Regions from separate parts of the Homo sapiens genome. Here all the other regions are linked to region 1. The links are chromatin loops, found by intact Hi-C in ENCODE. Cell type or tissue: HCT116. All regions are shown on one strand. Each heading gives the region's core, and the rest is flanking DNA. Links, peaks and the distances in the headings are about the cores only.

Evidence for each region. Peaks named below come from ENCODE experiments on the same cell type or tissue, not always from the same donor. Only the 100,000 strongest peaks of a DNase experiment are listed, where the experiment ranks them.
Region 2: a loop joins it to region 1, with 10 times the contacts of the local background. A loop is called at or near these places in 75 of 110 quality-filtered maps.
Region 3: it touches region 1 in a loop (6-fold over the local background); 54 of 110 quality-filtered maps call a loop at or near these places.

The regions. Positions count from the first base shown.
Region 1 is chr9:69,418,974-69,424,913 of GRCh38, reverse strand. LOC124902177 (a long non-coding RNA gene) reads left to right here and starts at 2,399. Exons shown (of 2, transcript XR_007061568.1): 1 at 2,399-2,831. RefSeq lists a silencer at 2,147-2,441. In HCT116, for the core only: a CTCF peak has its summit at 2,547 (motif pointing left); a DNase peak (open chromatin) is centred at 2,533.
Region 2 is chr9:69,874,998-69,880,937 of GRCh38, reverse strand. All of the region lies in intron 4 of CFAP95 (cilia and flagella associated protein 95), which reads right to left. Among named protein-coding and RNA genes, the nearest start is that of CFAP95, 57 kb to the right of the region's middle. In HCT116, for the core only: a CTCF peak has its summit at 2,858 (motif pointing right); a DNase peak (open chromatin) is centred at 2,872.
Region 3 is chr9:69,917,452-69,923,391 of GRCh38, reverse strand. No RefSeq gene overlaps it. Among named protein-coding and RNA genes, the nearest start is that of CFAP95, 100 kb to the right of the region's middle. In HCT116, for the core only: a CTCF peak has its summit at 3,727 (motif pointing right); a DNase peak (open chromatin) is centred at 3,741; H3K27me3 peaks cover 1,950 bases.

The DNA.
Region 1 (5,940 bases), core at 515-5,514:
CCATAGACTATACCTTAGCTTCCCCCTCTTGGCTTTGATCTTAGATGAAATTGCAGAACTAGAGAAAAAAACCATTTAACCACCTTGATGCACATAGAACCACTTTATTTAGGTCTTTCTTCTATAATTTTTGCTTAAACTGTGATCCTCAGAGTTCCTTAAACCCTCTGAGCTTGTTTCCTCATCTGCAAACTAGTGTTTATCTCAGGGAGACCGTGTGAGGATAAGCTAACACATAGAAAGCTTTCAGAATGTGCATGGCGCATAGTGGTTGCTGAGGAAGTACTGGCCGTTCCTGGGGCCCAGCAGATCCAGGTCCTCATAAGCTTCCTGGAATTTCCAGACCCCCTGGGTACACCAACGGGAGCCACAACTCAAGAGGCTCCGCACGCACTTGCATGGCTTAGTGCAGGTCGCCCCCAAACACCCGAAGTCCTAAACTACTGATGTACTGAATTTCATCCAAAAGCAGATTTTAGCCCCTGGGAAAAACTTCTAGATGCCAATGCATACTTTTTTAAAAGTTAAAAAACATAACTCCCATAACAAAGATGGAATGAACACATATCAGAGATTTATTAATCATTAATGATGAAACAAGTAAGATGGTAAAGCTGGTCCAAAAAGTATTTGGAGGACCTAAGTATTTATAGACATTTTTAAAAGAATGTTAGAATAAAATTACTAGGTTTGAAGTAAAACCGGTTGCGACTGGGCATGGTGGCTCACACCTGTAATCCCAGAACTTTGGGAAGCCGAGGCGGGTGGATCATCTGAGGTCAGGAGATTGAAACCAGCCTGGCCAACGTGGTGAAACCCCACCTCTACCAAAAACACAAAAATTAGGCATAGTGGTGGGCATCTGTAATCCCAGCAACATGGGAGACTGAGGCATGAGAATCGCTTGAACCCAGGAAGCGGAGGTTGCAGTGAGCCGAGATTGCACCACTGCACTACAGCCTGGGTGACAGAGCGAGACTCCGTCTCAACAATAAAATAAAATAAAACAAAACTGGCTAATGTCCTTAAGGCAATACAATTATAACCTTTAGGGTTATCTTTCTACCAAATAGAAATCATTTGCATCTCTAGTTGTGGGCAGGAGGAGGGCAGTTGGTTGGTAATTAGTGCTCTGCAGAAAAAATAAAGCATGGACACTGCCCTCCAGCCTGGGCAACAGAGCGAGACCCTATCTCAAAATAAATAAAATAAAATAAAATATAAAAGCATGGAACAAGAATTGAAAGCAGGGGCCAGGTGTGATAGCTCACACCTGTGATCTCAGCACTTTGGGAGGCCAAGACAGGGGGATCATTTGAGCTCAGGAGTTCCAGACCAGTCTGGGCAACATAGCAAAACCCTGTCTCCACAAAAAAAAATAAAATTAACTGGACGTGGTGGTGCAAGTCTGGAGTCCCAGCTACTCAGGAAGCTGAATTGGGAGGATTGCTTAGGGCTTGGGAGGTCAAGGCTTCAGTGAGTTGAAATTGTGCCACTGCAATCCAGGCTGGGCAACAGACTAAGACCTTGTCTCAAAAAATAATAATAACAATAATTGAAATCAGGAGTTCAAACAGGTATTTGTACATCCCTATTTATGGTAGCATTATTCACAACAGCCAAAAGACAGAAGCAACCAAAGTGTCCATCGATGAGTGGGTCAACACAACATGGTACAGGCACACAGTGGGATATTATTCAGCCTTAAAAAGGAAGGAAATTCTGGCACATGCTAGCATAAGGGTTTATCGCTACTGGAAGGACATTATGCTGAGTGAAATAAGCCAGTCACAAGAAGATAAATACTGTATAATTCCACTTACATGAGATACCTGATGTAGTCAAATTCTTACAGACAGAAAGTAGAGGAGTGGAGGAAATGAAGAGTTATTGTTAAGTAGGTACAGAGCTCCAGTTTTGCCAGAAAAAGAGAGCCCTGCAGACTGATTGCACAGCAATGTGAATGTACGCTACACTACTGAACTATGCACTTAAAAATAGCTAAGATGGGAAATTTTATGTTATATGTATTTAACTATATTCTTATTTTAAAAATTAATGGTTAAAATAGTACTTTTTATGTTATGGTATATTTTACCACAGTTTTCTTTAATGTTTTTAACTAAAGCTTAGAATGAGTTTGGGGGTGGCTATTTTATGTAGGTTGGTTAGGAATGCCTCATGAAGAAGAAGTGAGGGAGGGCCCTGTGGATGCCTTAGGGATGCGTGTTCCAAGCTAAAGGGACAGCAAGGACAAAGGCCCTGAGGCCAGGCCTCTCTGGTAGGGCGTGGAGGCTAAGAAAGGAGAATTCAAGTGGCTGAAGATGCAGCCAGCAGGCAGAGGGTGGTGGTGGGAGATATAGGCGGTTACAGGAGCTTTGGTGCTACACACACACACACACACACACACACACTCACTCACATACACTTAATTGCTAATTGCTTCCACACTATCACACTCAACTCACACTCCACCTCCTCTGCGCCCTCCCCAGCAGACACCCGCTTCAGGAACCAAGTTGGTAAGAGCTAGTATTTGGCGCCCTCTGGTGGAATTACATGAGAAATGCCAAATCCAAATAACTGCCAAGATTCCCAGGCGATTGAGGGAAGGAGGAGCCTTGGCCACCCATCCCAGGCCCCTTGTTTTCCAGATAAGGAAACCAAAGACCCCAAGAGGGGTAGGACTTGCTGGAGACTACACAGCGAGCAGGCAGCTAGAACCTCACTCCCTAGCTCCCAGGCTAATGCTCCTTTGTATGATCCCAGCTGCTGACAGACAACAACGCGGACCTCATCTTCCTACTGGCCAGACCCAGGAGGCCCTGGAGGTAGGCTGAGCACACTGCTGTGACCCCAGTTCTCAGGCTAGCTCCAGAGTCTTTGTGACAGTGGCGCGGCAAGCAGCATAGATAACTGCTGCCTTCTAGTCCCTTCCTCCAGCTGGGGAGAAGCCATTCCTAGAAGGCTGAGGCTACCGCTGCGGGAAGTGGAAGGCGGAAGGCGGAAGGCGGGAAACAACCTCATTCCTACCCTGGACCCCCTTATCCAGGGTCTACTCCACATTCTGCTCCTATTGTCAGTCTCAGACATAGCACAACTGACCAGCTACTTACTACCTTAACCACCTCTTTCCCCTCCACTAATTGGAGTTTCTTATGGGCAGGAGCCAAATCTCCCTTGACTTTCTAGTCACCGTGGGTTATAATTAAAAGAGGAGTCACAGACCGGGTTCAAATTACAGCTTTCCTACCAATTGTCACTGTGTGATCTTGGCAAGCTACTCAACCACTCTGCTCCTCCAGTTCTTCACCTATGCGATGGGCACAGCTTGGCTCAGTTGTTCTAACCATTAGTGACTCTGTCCTTGAACATTTAGCATGTGCAGTAGACACAGTCATTGAGTACAAGGTACAGAACTAGTCCTGGAGGGGAAGGGTCCGGGAGCTTTTCTCAGAGCGAGTGAGATCTTTGCAGGGTTTGAATATACTACAGGAGTTTTCCAGGTCCCATGGTTGAAAAACAGCTTTCCATGCAGAGGCAAAGAAACCTGGAACAACAGGGTGAGGAGATCCCCACCTAGCACAGAAGCATCAAGCAAGCATGGTGGCGTTCCATCAAGTCAACTTAACTAGGCTAGAACTTTGTTTTCCAGACTTCCCTCCCTGTATGATTCCAAATGAGGACTGCAGGAGAGGTTTAGGTGAGATTTGGAGGGCAGATAGGAAGCGTCAGCCAAAATGCACTGTGGGTCCCGGCAACACCAGGGGCTGTCGCAGCTCATACACGTTGTCGATGGTCTGCTGGCTTGCACCAGCGGCTCAGAGAAGCAGCCGGTCGGCAGCTCCTCCAGATTCTCCCTCAGTATCTCTGAGACCTGGGCCAGGTGTGAGTGGGACTAACTCCTCCTGCAGGTCCCCACATCACTGCAGTGGGAGGCAGGTAGGACAGAACTCTGTCCTCATGGGTTCCAGTTCTACCTGCTCTCCCCCCATTCACTTGAGCTTTTCTTTATGATGGCAACCAGCTCTACCACACCCAGAGCCACAGCCTCCCACAGTGTAGCATGTCAGAGCTCCATTCATTCACCAGTATTATGAGTAACATCTTTGGCGATTCACATAGGAGTCAAACATTTATTTGTAGTCTGGTTTGGTGACACTATTCTTGGTAACAGAATTAGAAAAACTGATTGTGAGTTTGCAGGAAATACCAAGTCATACTGAAGTTATAGGTGGGTGGCATTTGCAATAAAGATTAGTGAGGCGGGGCATGGTGGCTCACACCTGTAAACTCAGAGCTTTGGGAGGCTGAGGCAACAGGATCATTTGAGCCTAGGAGTTGAAGACCAGTTAGGGCAACAGTGCAAGTCCTCCTTCTCTACAAAAACATAAAACATTAGCCAGACATGGTGTCACGTGCCTGTGGTCCCAGCTACTTGGGAGGCTGGGGCAGGAGGATTGCTTGAGCCCAGGAGTTTAAGGCTGCAGTGAGCTATGATTGCACCACTGCACTCCAGCCTGGGCAACAGAGTGAGTTTCTACCTGCACCCCCCCCAAAAAATGAGTGAATATATTATTATTATTTGTAAACTGTGTGTTACACATTCTTTATATCAGGTAAATAAGCACAGATGCACACTCATAGTTTCCCCCCCAGAGAGCTGGTTGTTAAACACTTACCAGCACACCTGCTGTGGCCAGCTTCTCAGCTACTTAAGCAATTTCTAAGCTTTCTTGTGGAGGGGTGGCCTAAAAATATTACTTTTATTACTAAATAAAATAAGCAATCATCTTTTTATGGTCCATTTGGGAGCACACAGGTCAAATGTCGACATTTTAGTTGTTTGCCACAGCATTAGAAAACAGGCTCTGAAGGTCTCCAGGACCTGCCTTGGCTAAGGGAGAAGAGACAGCATTCCAAGTGACACCTGAGGTCGCCTCCAGTGCAGTGGCCTCACAGGACACACAGTAGGCCTCTGCTCAGCTCCCATCTTACTGAAATCTCCAACCACAGCACAAACACAGTGAAATGTTTCCAGTGCAAAGTGATCTTTTGATCTTCTTCCCCTCACATGTTCACTAGAAATCCTCCAATATTCAATTTCTATTAGAAATGTGATTAAAATGGCCGAATAGGAACAGCTCCAGTCTACAGCTCCCAGCATGAGCAATGCAGAAGATGGGTGATTTCTGCATTTCCAACTGAGGTACCAGGTTCATCTCACTGGGGAGTGCCGGACAGTGGGTGCAGGACAGTGGGTGCAGCACACCTTGTGTGAGCCGAAGCAGGGCGAGGCATTGGGCTTAACAAATGGCACACCAGGAGATTATATCCCACACATGGCTCAGAGGGTCCTACGCCCATGGAGCCTCGCTCATTGCTAGCACAGCAGTCTGAGATCAAACTGCAAGGTGGCAGCAAGGCTGGGGGAGGGGTGCCCGCCATTGCCGAGGCTTGAGTAGGTAAACAAAGCTGCCAACAAGCTCGAACTGGGTGGAGCCCACCACAGCTCAAGGAGGCCTGCCTGCCTCTGTAGGCTCCACCTCTTGGGGCAGGGCATAGACAAACACAAGGCAGCAGTAACCTCTGCAGACTTAAATGTCCCTGTCTGACAGCTTTGAAGAGAGTAGTGGTTCTCCCAGCACACAGCTTGAGATCTGAGAATGGGCAGACTGCCTCCTAAAGTGGGTCCCTGACCCCCAAGTAGCCTAACCGGGAGGCACCCCCTAGTAGGGGCAGACTGACACCTCACACAGCCGGGTACTCCTCTGAGACAAAACTTCCAGAGGAACGATCAGGCAGCAGCATTTGCGGTTCACCAATACCCGCTGTTCTGCAGCCACTGCTGCTGATACTCAGGCAAACAAGGTCTGGAGTGGACCTCCAGCAAACTCCAACAGACCTGCAGCTGAGGGTCCTAACTGTCAGAAGGAAAAC
Region 2 (5,940 bases), core at 643-5,642, 460 kb before region 1:
AGGCATATGAAAAGGTGCTCAACATCATTGATCATTAGAGAAATGCAAACCAAAACTACAATGAGATATCATCTCATGCCGGTTAAAATGGCTTATATCCACAAGACAGGCAATAACAAATGCTGGTGAGGATGTGGAGAAAAGGAAACCCTTATATACTGTTGTAAGAATGTAAATTAGTACAACCACTATGGAGAACAGTTTGGAGGTTCCTCAAAAAGCTAACAATTGAGCTATCATATGATGCAGCAATCCCACTGCTGGGTATATATGCAAAACAAAGGAAATCAGTATATCAAAGAAATACCTGCACTCCCAAGTTTGTTGCAGCACTGTTCACAATAGCCAAGATTTGGAAGTAACCTAAGAATTCATCAACAGGTGAATGGATAGAGAAAATGTGGTACTTATAGACAATGAACCACTATTCAGCCATTAAAAAGAATGAGATTCTGTCTTTTGCAACAACATTGATAGAACAGGAGATCACTATGTTAAGTGAAATAAGCCAGGCACAAAAAAAACAAATATCACATGTTCTCACCGTGTTTGAGGGATCTACAAACCAAAACAACTGAACTCATGGACATAGGGAGTAGAAGGATGGTTACCAGAGGATGGGAAGGATAGTCAGGGCAGGGAAGGGATGGCATAGTGGGGAGGTGGGATGGTGAATGGGTACAAAAAATAATAGAGAGAATGAGTAAGACCTAGTATTTAATAGCACAACGTGGGGACTATAGTCAATAGTAATTTAATTGTACACTTTAAAATAACTAAAAGAGTATAATTGGATTGTTTGTAACACAAAGGATAAATGCTTGAGAGGATGGATACCCAGTTTTTCATGATGTGATTATTATGCATTGCATGCCTGTACCAAAATCTCATGTATTCTATAAATACATACACCTACTATGTACCCACAAAAATTAAACATAAAATAATAAAAAATAAACCAAAACAAACAAAAATATATAAAAGTATATACAGTGTGATGTGAGAGACCAAAATAGATGCCCCTTTATCAACTAAGACAGAACCTAAGGTTAAAAAAAAAACAAAAAGTTACCTATGGGTTGGGGATTCAGGGATGGTTTGGCATGGCAAATTTCTAAATTCTCACTAAATATCCTAACAATAGGAGATATCAGGCCAATTGTCCTAATTCTGACTTACGATCCAAACCACTATGACTCTAATTGGATAAAGGACTGGCCTTACAAACTTTCTTCTCTGATAAGCAATTGCAGACCTTTAAACAGTTTCAGCCAGCTGATAGAGGCTGTGCATAAACTGTCTTTGTGTCCTAAAGTTCACCCTTTGATAAAGCCAAATTCCACCTCATTTTAATGTTAAAACCCAGTCCCAAAGTGAACGTAGGATGTATGTCATATGCATATTTATCCATTACATATGCGCACAGCTCCCTCATAAATACGTATAGCTTTTCCCCCCGAACCTCCTGAATATGCATGATTCAGGCCCTGTGAGGCATAAAACCCAAACTGTGCTTCCCCTCGTCCATGCTGGAGACTTTCTCTTCCCAGCTTCCAAACCAATATCTCCAATAAAGCTCTCCTTTCTACTATTTAGCCATCCTGGTGATCTTTTGGTCAACAATAGCAAATATTAACCAAAGGAAATTGAATTCTTATAATAACATCCTATGTAAGAGACTTTGAGCAAAAATTACTAGTTACAAAGATCATTATCTACTGATTAAAAGAGCAAGTCACCAAGAAAGTATATAACAATCTTATGTCAATAAACCTAACAACATATAGAATATTGACACTGTTTGGATATTTGTCCCTGCCCAAATCTCATGTTGAATTGTAATTCCCAATACTGGAGGTGAGGCCTGGGGGGAGGTGTTTGGGTCATGGAGGCAGATCCCTCATGGCCTGGTGCCATCGTCATAATAGTGAGTGAGTTCTCGCACTATCTGGTCATATAAAAGTGTGTAGCTCCTGCCCCCCAACTCTCTTTCTTGCTCCTGCTTCTGCCATGCGATGTGCCTGCTCCCCCTTCACCTTCTGCCATGAGTAAAAGCTGTCTGAGGACTCCCTAGAAGCTGAGCAGATGCCAGCACCATGTTTCCTATAAAGCCTGTAGAACTGTGAGCCAATTAAACCTCTTTTCTTTGTAAATTACCCAGTCTCAGGGATTTCTTTATAGCAATGCAAGAACAGCCCAATACAAATACGTAAGACAAAAATAGACCAGAATCACAGAAATAAAATGACAAATCCACATTTATGCAGGAAGATTGTAACACACATTTCTCAACCCTTTGGTTCCTTAAATCCAAATCTCTACATACATCCTCCAAAACCATACAGGTCAACAGTAAAGCAAATAAAACTTCACAATTGCCCAGAGGTAGAGCATAGTGAAGGATAGGGAATACCACAAACTTGGATTTACATGTAGGTAGAACAGTCCAGAATCCGTAGAGCCAAATCAGAGCCCATGCTGAAACAGAATCAGGCAGGGATTATATGGAAGACAGGAGAGGTGGCAAGTCTCTAGCAGGGGTGAAACACAGAGGACAGCACCCACAGAAGGAGAACGCCCTTCCCTGATGAGGAAATCGTAAGAACAAGTCTAAGACCAGAAGATCTGAAGCATGACTTTTCAAGGAAGTATCCAGGACCACAGTTATAGTCTTGGGAAGACACTGCTTCTGGGAAGGAGCAGTACAACTAGAAGGTAAAGAAAAATGAGAAATAAAACACAAGAAAATAAGGATCCTAGGGCTGTAAGGTAGTATCACGATTATCAGTAAACATCACTCCCTCCTATGTTTCACCACCCCAGAAACGTGTCATTAATTAAATAAGCCTCACTTCACTGTTAGAACTGAAGAGGGCACTCTTGAACTAGGATATTGAGCAAACTGCCCAAAGTTTTCATTCCTCCTGGATAGAATTATCTATGATTGCTGCTAGTCCAGGAAAATCCATCATACTTTAAATGAACAGAACAAGGCAACATTACTATGAGAAGAACACAATAAAGAAGAATAAAAACTAAGCTCATGAAAATTCTCCCCCTGAAATAGTCCCAGTCACAGAAGTCCTCCATTAGCATTTCTATTCAATAATGCACTAGAGAGCCTAGAAAATGCAGTAAAACAAGAAAGACAAGCAAAATCAACATTAGCAAATAGCATAATTGGAATAAAGGAAACAAAATCATCATCTTCCATGGATGACAAAGTTGTTTACATTTTTAAAAATACAAGAGAATCTACAAATTATAACAATAGGCAAGTTTCAGCAAGGTTGTTGGATAAAAGATCAATATACAAAAATAGCATAGCCATATACCTGCAACAAGAAATTAGAAAGCATAATCAAAGGAGGAAAATCCCATTTATACTTGCAACAAAATATCTGTTTCCTATAAGAATACATGTAACAGAAGATATACAAGTCATTTATGGGGAAAATACAAAATGTTGTGGAAAAACGTAAAATAATTTATGTACGTGTGGAATGGTGGATATAATGATAGCAATTATTCCATCCAAAAAATTTAAAGCACTTCCAATCTAAACACCAATAAGGTGTTTTGTAGAACTTGACAAACAAATCCTAATAGTCATATGACTCTATGAAGTGCCAAAGAGAGTCAGTATAAAAATAGACCAATTGAGAAAATGTAAAGCCTAGAAGCAGAACTGCTTAAATATAGGAATTTGGTGTATGATGGAAATGGCCTTACAAGTTAGTGAGGAAAGAGTGAGTCACGTGATGCTGGGCTAAACCTTTAGTCTTATAAAAATATTACATATAAGCATATATAATTACATGTATATTACGTATATATGTATGCATTATATATGAAATTTCTAAAATTTTAGAATTTGACATTTCATATTTAGGTCTTGACTAAATTGTAAATTAAAACTTCTGTTGATCAAAAGATACTATAAACAAAGTTTTCAGAAAAGTCATAGACTGGAAGAAGATGTTTATTATAAATCTAACCAAAAGGCTGGGTGCAGTGGCTCATGCCTGTAATCCCAACACTTTGGGAGGCCAAGGCAGGTGGATCACTTGAGGTCAGGAGTTTGAGACCAGCCTGGCCAACATGGTGAAACCCCGTCTCTACTAAAAATACAAAAATTAGCCAGGCGTGCTGGCGGGTGCCTGTAGTCCCAGCTACTTGGGAGGCTGAGGCAGGGGAATCACTTGAACCCAGGAGGCGGAGGTTGCAGTGAGCCAAAACTGCGCCATTGCACTCTAGCCTGGGAGACAGCGCAAGACTCCATCTCAAAAAAATAGTAAAATAAAATGAAATAAATCTAACCAAAAGAGGATCAATAAAATAAATCTAACCAAAAGAGGATTAATAACAGAATTAATTTTTTAAAACTCTTTTTTTTTTCTTTTTAGACAAAATCTCACTCTGTCATCCCCAGGCTGGAGTGCAGTGGCACAATCATGGCTCACTGCAACCTCTGCCTCCCAGGTTCAAGCAATTCTCCTGCCTCAACCTTCCAAGTAGCTGGAACTACAGGCATGCATCACCAGGCCCAAGTAATTTTTGTATTTTTAGTAGAGATGGGGTTTTGTCATGTTGGCCAGGCTGGTCTTGAACTCCTGGCCTCAAGAGATCCACCTGCCTTGGTCTCCCAAAATGCTGGGATTATAGGCCTGAGCCACTGTGCCCAGCCTTTAAAACTCTTGCAAATCAAATTTAGTAATTAGTGAAATGCAAAGTAAAACAACAATGAAATGCCATGTAATATCTATTAGATTGATAAAAATTAAAAATCCCTATTTATAAGGATATGAAACAATAAATATGTTCAAGCAAAACTAGTGGCAATATCTTGCAAAATTGAAGGTGCATATGTCTTATTACCCAACAATTCTGAGTATAAAGAAAACTCTTTTTTAAAAAATGTTATTGCGAATTGGTGATTTATAATTGTAATATTTATGGTGTATAAAGAAACTCTTACATATATATTCAAGGAGATGTGTATAATGACAGTTACTGTGGCCTTATTTGTAATAGTGAAAATTTGGAAGCTAATGTCCTGCAAGAAAATGGATATATTGAATGGCCATATAAATCATGATAAACCATTTCTTTAAAAACATTGAAGCATGTATAGTAAAAATATTAACTTACATTATAACTGGGTAATGAGTAGATGGATGTTTGAAGAGTATTTTAGATAATGAAAATATTCCATAATCTTAAAATATGTTTGTGTTAATAGACAACAGTGAACTTGCTTCCCTACCCTCTTCCTACTCAAAGTTATGACTCAAATGATATGCTTATCAGGAACCCCAGCAGAACACTGGAGAGTTGCTTTGGGTAGAACTGTCCTGCAGGTCAGCTTTTGGGTATCTCTCCACTCGTGTAAAGCAGATAGAAACCTATCCCTCCTAATTGAGCCCTTTTGCCTCTCCTTATTATCACCTCCCAGCACAGAGTCTGATACAAAGTAGGCAATGAGAAACATTCATTGAATATTTAAATCAATAAAAATAAAATTAGAATATAAAGAGATATAGATTAACTACACTGAGTATGCAAAGTAAATACAGGTGAAAGATTAAAACATTCAGTTATCTTTCTAAAAAGGCATTGTGGAACAAAATGGAAACTTTTATAATATTGAATGATGACTTTCAGCCAATTACTCACCAACTCTTTGTGATTGCCTTCTCCTTCCCTCACCCCCTTAAAAAAAAAATCCAAAAAACAGGGCAACAATCAATTTTTAAGTGATAGAGAGTACATTATGTGCTCCCCAAATTTGAAATAAGGTGGTCTTTTGAGAATAAAAATATGGGAAATCAACATGGATATTCCTCTAGATATTAGCTGTAGCAAAAAGAACAAGTCCATTAAGAGAAATGCCCTTCAGAGAAACTCCAGGAAGCAAGAGGTCAGAAAAACAACAGAGGC
Region 3 (5,940 bases), core at 643-5,642, 500 kb before region 1:
CAGGATGGTCTCGATCTCCTGACCTCGTGATCTGCCTGCCTTGGCCTCCCAAAGTGTTGGGATTACAGGCATGAGCCACCGCACCCAGCCTCTTTATTTATTTATTTATTTATTTATTTATTTATTTTTAGACAGAGTCTCGCTCTGTCGCCCAGGCTGGAGCGCAGGGGCACAATCTCGGCTCACTGCAACCTCTGCCTCCCGGATTCCTGCCATTTTCCTGCCTCAGCCTCCTGAGTAGCTGGCACTACAGGCGCCCTCCACCACGCCTGGCTAATTTTTTTGTATTTTTAGTAGTGATGGGGTTTCACCAAGTTAGCCAGGATGCTCTCGATCTCCTGACCTCATGATCCACCCGCCTCGGCTTCCCAAAGTGCTGGGATTATTTCTTCATTTGCTGTATGCCTTTAGGATCATTTCCAGAGGCTTTGAGTTAGTTTGCTTTTAATAATTTTCACCAGTTTCTCTGTGGAGCAAGCTGGCAGAGCTCCTCACACAGTAATGCAGGAAGTTCAGCAACCCTTCATTTTAATGGATTTATTCATTGCTAACTCACAGCAGAATGGCTATGGAGTATATGTCATTAATGCCTAACGGATTTGCAGCAACTAGTGGCATAGTATGGGATCTCCAACTAATAATAAAAAGATGCTTATGGTGAAATGGTGATTTGCTGTGGTGAGATCACAGGCACTAAGAGAAAACAACCCATAGAAGGTTTGGGTTTGTCAGTAATAGGATAGACACTATACAGTAACATAAATGATTAAACATCAGAAACTCAACCTATGGTATACAGGCTTTGAAGAAGCTGTAAACCAATTAGTCTTTTTATCTTTCAGTAACAGCCTGGAAAACTGGATTTTAATTCAAGCTCAGCTTGACTTCTGAGCTATGCAGAATAAGAGACGTTGGTGATATAAAATGGGAAAACAGTTGATTAAGTCTCATCTGAGTTTTAAAAGCTAAATGCTTGGAAATGCTCTAGTCATTTAAAATAATCACGTTTACATCTATCTTGATGAAAATGAGGTAATGCTGAAGCTCAGAATGATGCTCAGCTCTGGAAGGTATTTCATATTGTACAAAATCTTCCGAGAGGTGCTGAGCAGAGCAGCTGCTTAATCAGGAATATTAAGAACACAGAATTCTTTTGTTGCAATTGTACCTTTTCTTTTATTGATAGAGTAAACTCTGTAAAATATTTGAAGAGATTTATTCTGAGCCAAATATGAGTGACCATGTCCTGTGACACAGCCCTCAGGAGGTCCTGAGAACATGTGCCCAAGGTGGTTAGGATACAGCTTGGTTTTATATATTTTAGAGAGGCATGAGACATCAATCAAATACATTTAAGCACGACATTGGTTTGGTTCAGAAAGGTGGGACAACTCAAAGCGGGGGATTCCAGGCTATAGGTAAATTTGAACATTTTGTGGTTGACAATTGGTGGAGTTTATCTGAAGACCTGGGATTAATGGAAAGGAATGTTCAGGTTAAGATAAAGGATTGTGGGGACCAAGTTTTAGTGTGCAGAGGAATTTCTCAGCAGACTTTAGAGAGACAGTAGGTTGTAAAATGTTTCTTATGGGACTTAAAAGGGTGCCAGCCTCTTAGTTAATTATCTCCTGGATCTGGAAAGAAGGGAGGAAAACAAAGGGGGAAGGGGATTCTCCAGAGAATGTGGATTTTTCCCCACAAGAGACTTTGCAGGGCAACTTCAAGATATGGCAAGGAAATGTATTTTGGGGTTAAATATTTTTCCTCGTCTCATAACGTTATGCCAAAGTCAGACTGAAAAGTCAGTCACAATATATAGGGTCAAATAAAACCCATCTGACAAGAATTTATGGTTCATAGGGCATGACTCCCTAGACCCCTTAGGTAGGAATTTGAGCAAGAGAAAAATCAGAGCTTAGTCCTCACTTTGATGCTAAAATCTAAGAATCACCAATGAATTTTAAATTTAAAAAGGCTATGATTTCTAAAGATGTTTCAGGAGGAAGAGAAATGTAGTGTGCTCAAATACATATTCTTAGACTTTCAACACTAGGATTCTTTTCTCTCTCTTCATGTACTTAAAATCATTTCCATAATACTTTCATATCTTCTATGCAGAATATATGAGAACAGTAGGGGATCCCAGCATTTACTTCATTGGTTTAGAACTAAGATTTCTCACCCTGCTGCCTGTGGTTACTGAAAAGGCTCACTTTCCCCAGAGAATAACTCCCCCTGCATCTGTGTCCAGAGCCAGCATGAAATAGTATTAATCTAGATGGCTCCCATTTTGTAAATCACCTTTTGAAACTTTTTTGAATTTATAAACACCATATTAGTTTTCCTTGCACGTACAAATCAAGTAATAATGTCAATGAAGTCATATACATGCTTATTATGTACTAGAATCTGTTCTAAATGCTTCATGTATATTAATACATTAATCATCACAACTACCTATGAGGTATGTGAGGCACAAAGAGGTTAAGTAACTTTCTCAAGGTGACACAGCTGGCAAACGGCAGAGCTGAATAAGCATAGAGTGGTTCAAACAATAAAGTCACAATGGCTTTAGGGTCTCCCCCTCTCTCTCTCTTTCTCTCTCTATCCTTACTAGTTGTCCGTATTCACATACAGGCATATAAGGATCGTGTTACTACCGTGGGCAGATAAAAGTAATGCACCGAGTTGATCGCAAAAGATTTGCGTGGGCATCTTAGCACTGCGAGATGGGTTTAAGGCTGGGACAGCTGGACCAACAAAAATAGAACCAGATACTCAGATGTGTTTGGACATTTCTATTCAAAAGCAACTTTAAGTCATTTACCAGGAATGATCCAAAGTCATTTATACAGGAGCAATAAAAACAAAAATTTGAAACTCTACCCCAACACACATATCACTCCCCAACTCCATTCAAAGTCACCAATTTCCAGTTCAGAAAAACAATCAAACCCCAAAGCAGCTCTATTGGCACCAAGACCTAATCAAGAAGATTGGCTGTGCAAAGAAATGATCAATCATCTGTCAAGAATCAGTACTTATTAATGTGGGAAATATCATTTAATTGGCCATTTGGAGTTGCAGACCTGGCAGCACCTGGAATTATCCTTCATATAATTTAATTAACAATAAGCTCTTGAAGGAGCAAAAATCACATCTCACACATCTTTGTATATCTCTTCGTGTCTGACACACAGTAGGCAATCTAGAAATATTTATTAACTTGAGTTGATGCCCTAAATGCTATAAAACGTTAGAGAAGTACATCGTGTGCAATTTGTGATTATATTCACATTGAAGATCTCGACATTGCATAATTTGAGGAAATCACTTCCTCTCTCTGCACATATATTTTCTCATCAGGAAAATGAAGAATTGGATTGTAGGATCTCTCGGGATTTATTCTAGCTCTAAAAGCCTAAATTCAGATCAGCAGTCTATGTCCCAACATGGGGAAGATTGAATGTCAAGTTCATGTTCTTATTTGTCTTAAGATCTGAGTTAAATTTTATCTCTGAAGTAGAAGGTAGCAGGGATGTGGTGGCTGACTTATCAACAGTGAGATTTACACATTTTTTCTTATTACAAACCACAAGCCAGTCAATGAGGCAATGTCTATATATGTAGTGAAGAATGGAAACCCCTGAGCTGTGAACCCCTATCCTGTACAGTGTATGCTTTTTGGACCTCCAGTTAAAAAGAAAGGAGAAAACTCACATCCTCCAGTAGAGGGAGCCAGATTTAAACATTAACCAGACCACAGTTTATTCCGTGGCACTGTTTGCTGCATCTAGAAAGAGAAAACTTGTATTTTGATACAGAATCCTCATTTCTGGGTCTTACATAAGTAAAAACTGTTTATGAGACCAACACTAATTCTCCAAAAGCTTTTTCTCAGTAAGAGATATTTTTCTTTACCCTTCTCTATTTATTTCATCAGAAGTGGTAGCAGTTTTATTAAATGTTTTAGCCTGTGGTTATCTGAGTTCAAATTCAAATAAAACATACAGATCTCTGAAGGTGTTACTACAGCTTAGTTATTTCTTAAAGTGAGGATATTTTTATTAGTTCTTCATTGTGCACTGCTTACAGGTCAAGAGAAAAGTCCATTAAGAATAGCATTTTGGTTGAGACCAGCCTAGGCAAGATGGCGGAACCCCATCTCTACAAAAAGTAAAAAATTATGCCTGGGCGAGGTGGCTGACGCCTGTAATCCCAGCACTTTGAGAGGCCAAGGCAAGCAGATCACCTGAGGCCAGGAGTTCAAGACCAACCTGGCCAACACTGTGAAACCCCGTCTCCACTAAAATACAAAAATTAGCCGGGCGTGGTGGTGCACGCCTGTGGTCCCAGCTACTAGGGAGGTTTAAGTGGAGGGATCACTTGAGCCCAGGAGGCAGAGGTTACAGTGAGCCAATATCACACCCCTGCAATCCAGCCTGGGCAATCAGCAAGATCCCTGTCTTCAAAAAAAAAAAAGCATTTCGTGTTGATTATGAGAGAGAGAAAGCAGCTTATGGACTGTAGGCTTCATTCCCTTGTGTAGGGAAGTTTATACACTTTTAAATCATGAGGACTCATCTCTTGGGAACTCTTATGAGTTGAATTGTGTCCCCTATGTCCCCTCTAAAAGTCATATGTTGAAGTCCTAACCCCCAATGCCTCGAAATGTGGCCTTATTTGGAAATAGGGACTTGGAGATGTAACTGGTTAAGACGAGGTCATACAGAAGTGGGGAGGATCCCTAATCCAATGTGACTGGTGTCCTTATAACAAGGGGGAATTTGGGCACGGACACGCGCACAGGGAGAACGCCATGTGATGAGGAAGGCAGAGATCCGGGTGATGCCACACACCACCAAAGCTCAAGAGAGGCATGGAACAGAGTCTTCCTCACACCCTCAGCAGAAAAACCTGCTGACAGCTAGATCTCAAACTTCTGGCCTCCAGAACTGTGAGACAAATTTCTGTTGTTTAAGCTGCTTGGTTTGTGGCACTTTGTTACAGTAGCTGTAGCAAACTAAAACAGGAAGTTATTTCATTCTCTTGTAGTGTTTAGAATAAATGTATTCTTTCTAAACGTCATTTCCAGTTTCTTTTCGTTTTAATTTTTTAAACAAAAAAAACCTTTTAATATTTCAAAGAAATACAAAGGCATTGTAGAAGCTAGAAAATACAGATAAACAAGAATAAGAAAATGAAAATATCATGTTCCCACAAACCAGACAGTAGCCCTTTAAAAGCTTATTACACATCCTTTCAGGTCTTTTTTATATGTTTATAAACATAAATGATATTTTTGTCAAAATTCTATTGCACATAATGTTTTATATTCTGCTTTACTCACTGATGATCTACATCTTTCCACATCAGTAAATTTTCATTTTTCTCATACCTAGTCCATAGTCTAATAACTTCAATAGTCACAGAATTCTTTTACAATTGCTTTCTCCAAACAACAATGTGATCCAGGCTTCCTCTTCTAATCTAGCAGAATTCCTTTTTGTCCTTCTAAACCTCACTGACTTGTTAAATAAACTGGCCAATTGTCCTACATAATGTCCCATCTTCTCAATCTGTCTGGCTGTTTCCTTGTGGTACCATTTAGTTTACTGTTATATCCTTTGTGTTTCCTATAAACTACAAGAACTAACAGCTCAAGGTATTCAAGTTAAACGTTTAGCTAGACTACATCATAGGTGATATTACATAATCTCACATGAAACATTTTCAAGTGGTAGTCTGGTAAAATCCTCAAAATAGAATATTGTTAATTAGAATGTAATATAGACATTTACATATTATGTAAATTCATTTTCTCTAAGGCGGGAAGTAGTGAAAGATGTTTCCTGAATATGATCATATCCCATGCAATAGTAATCTCCTGAGTATACCTATTAATTTGCTTTCCACAAGGGAAGATGTGAAATATGTATT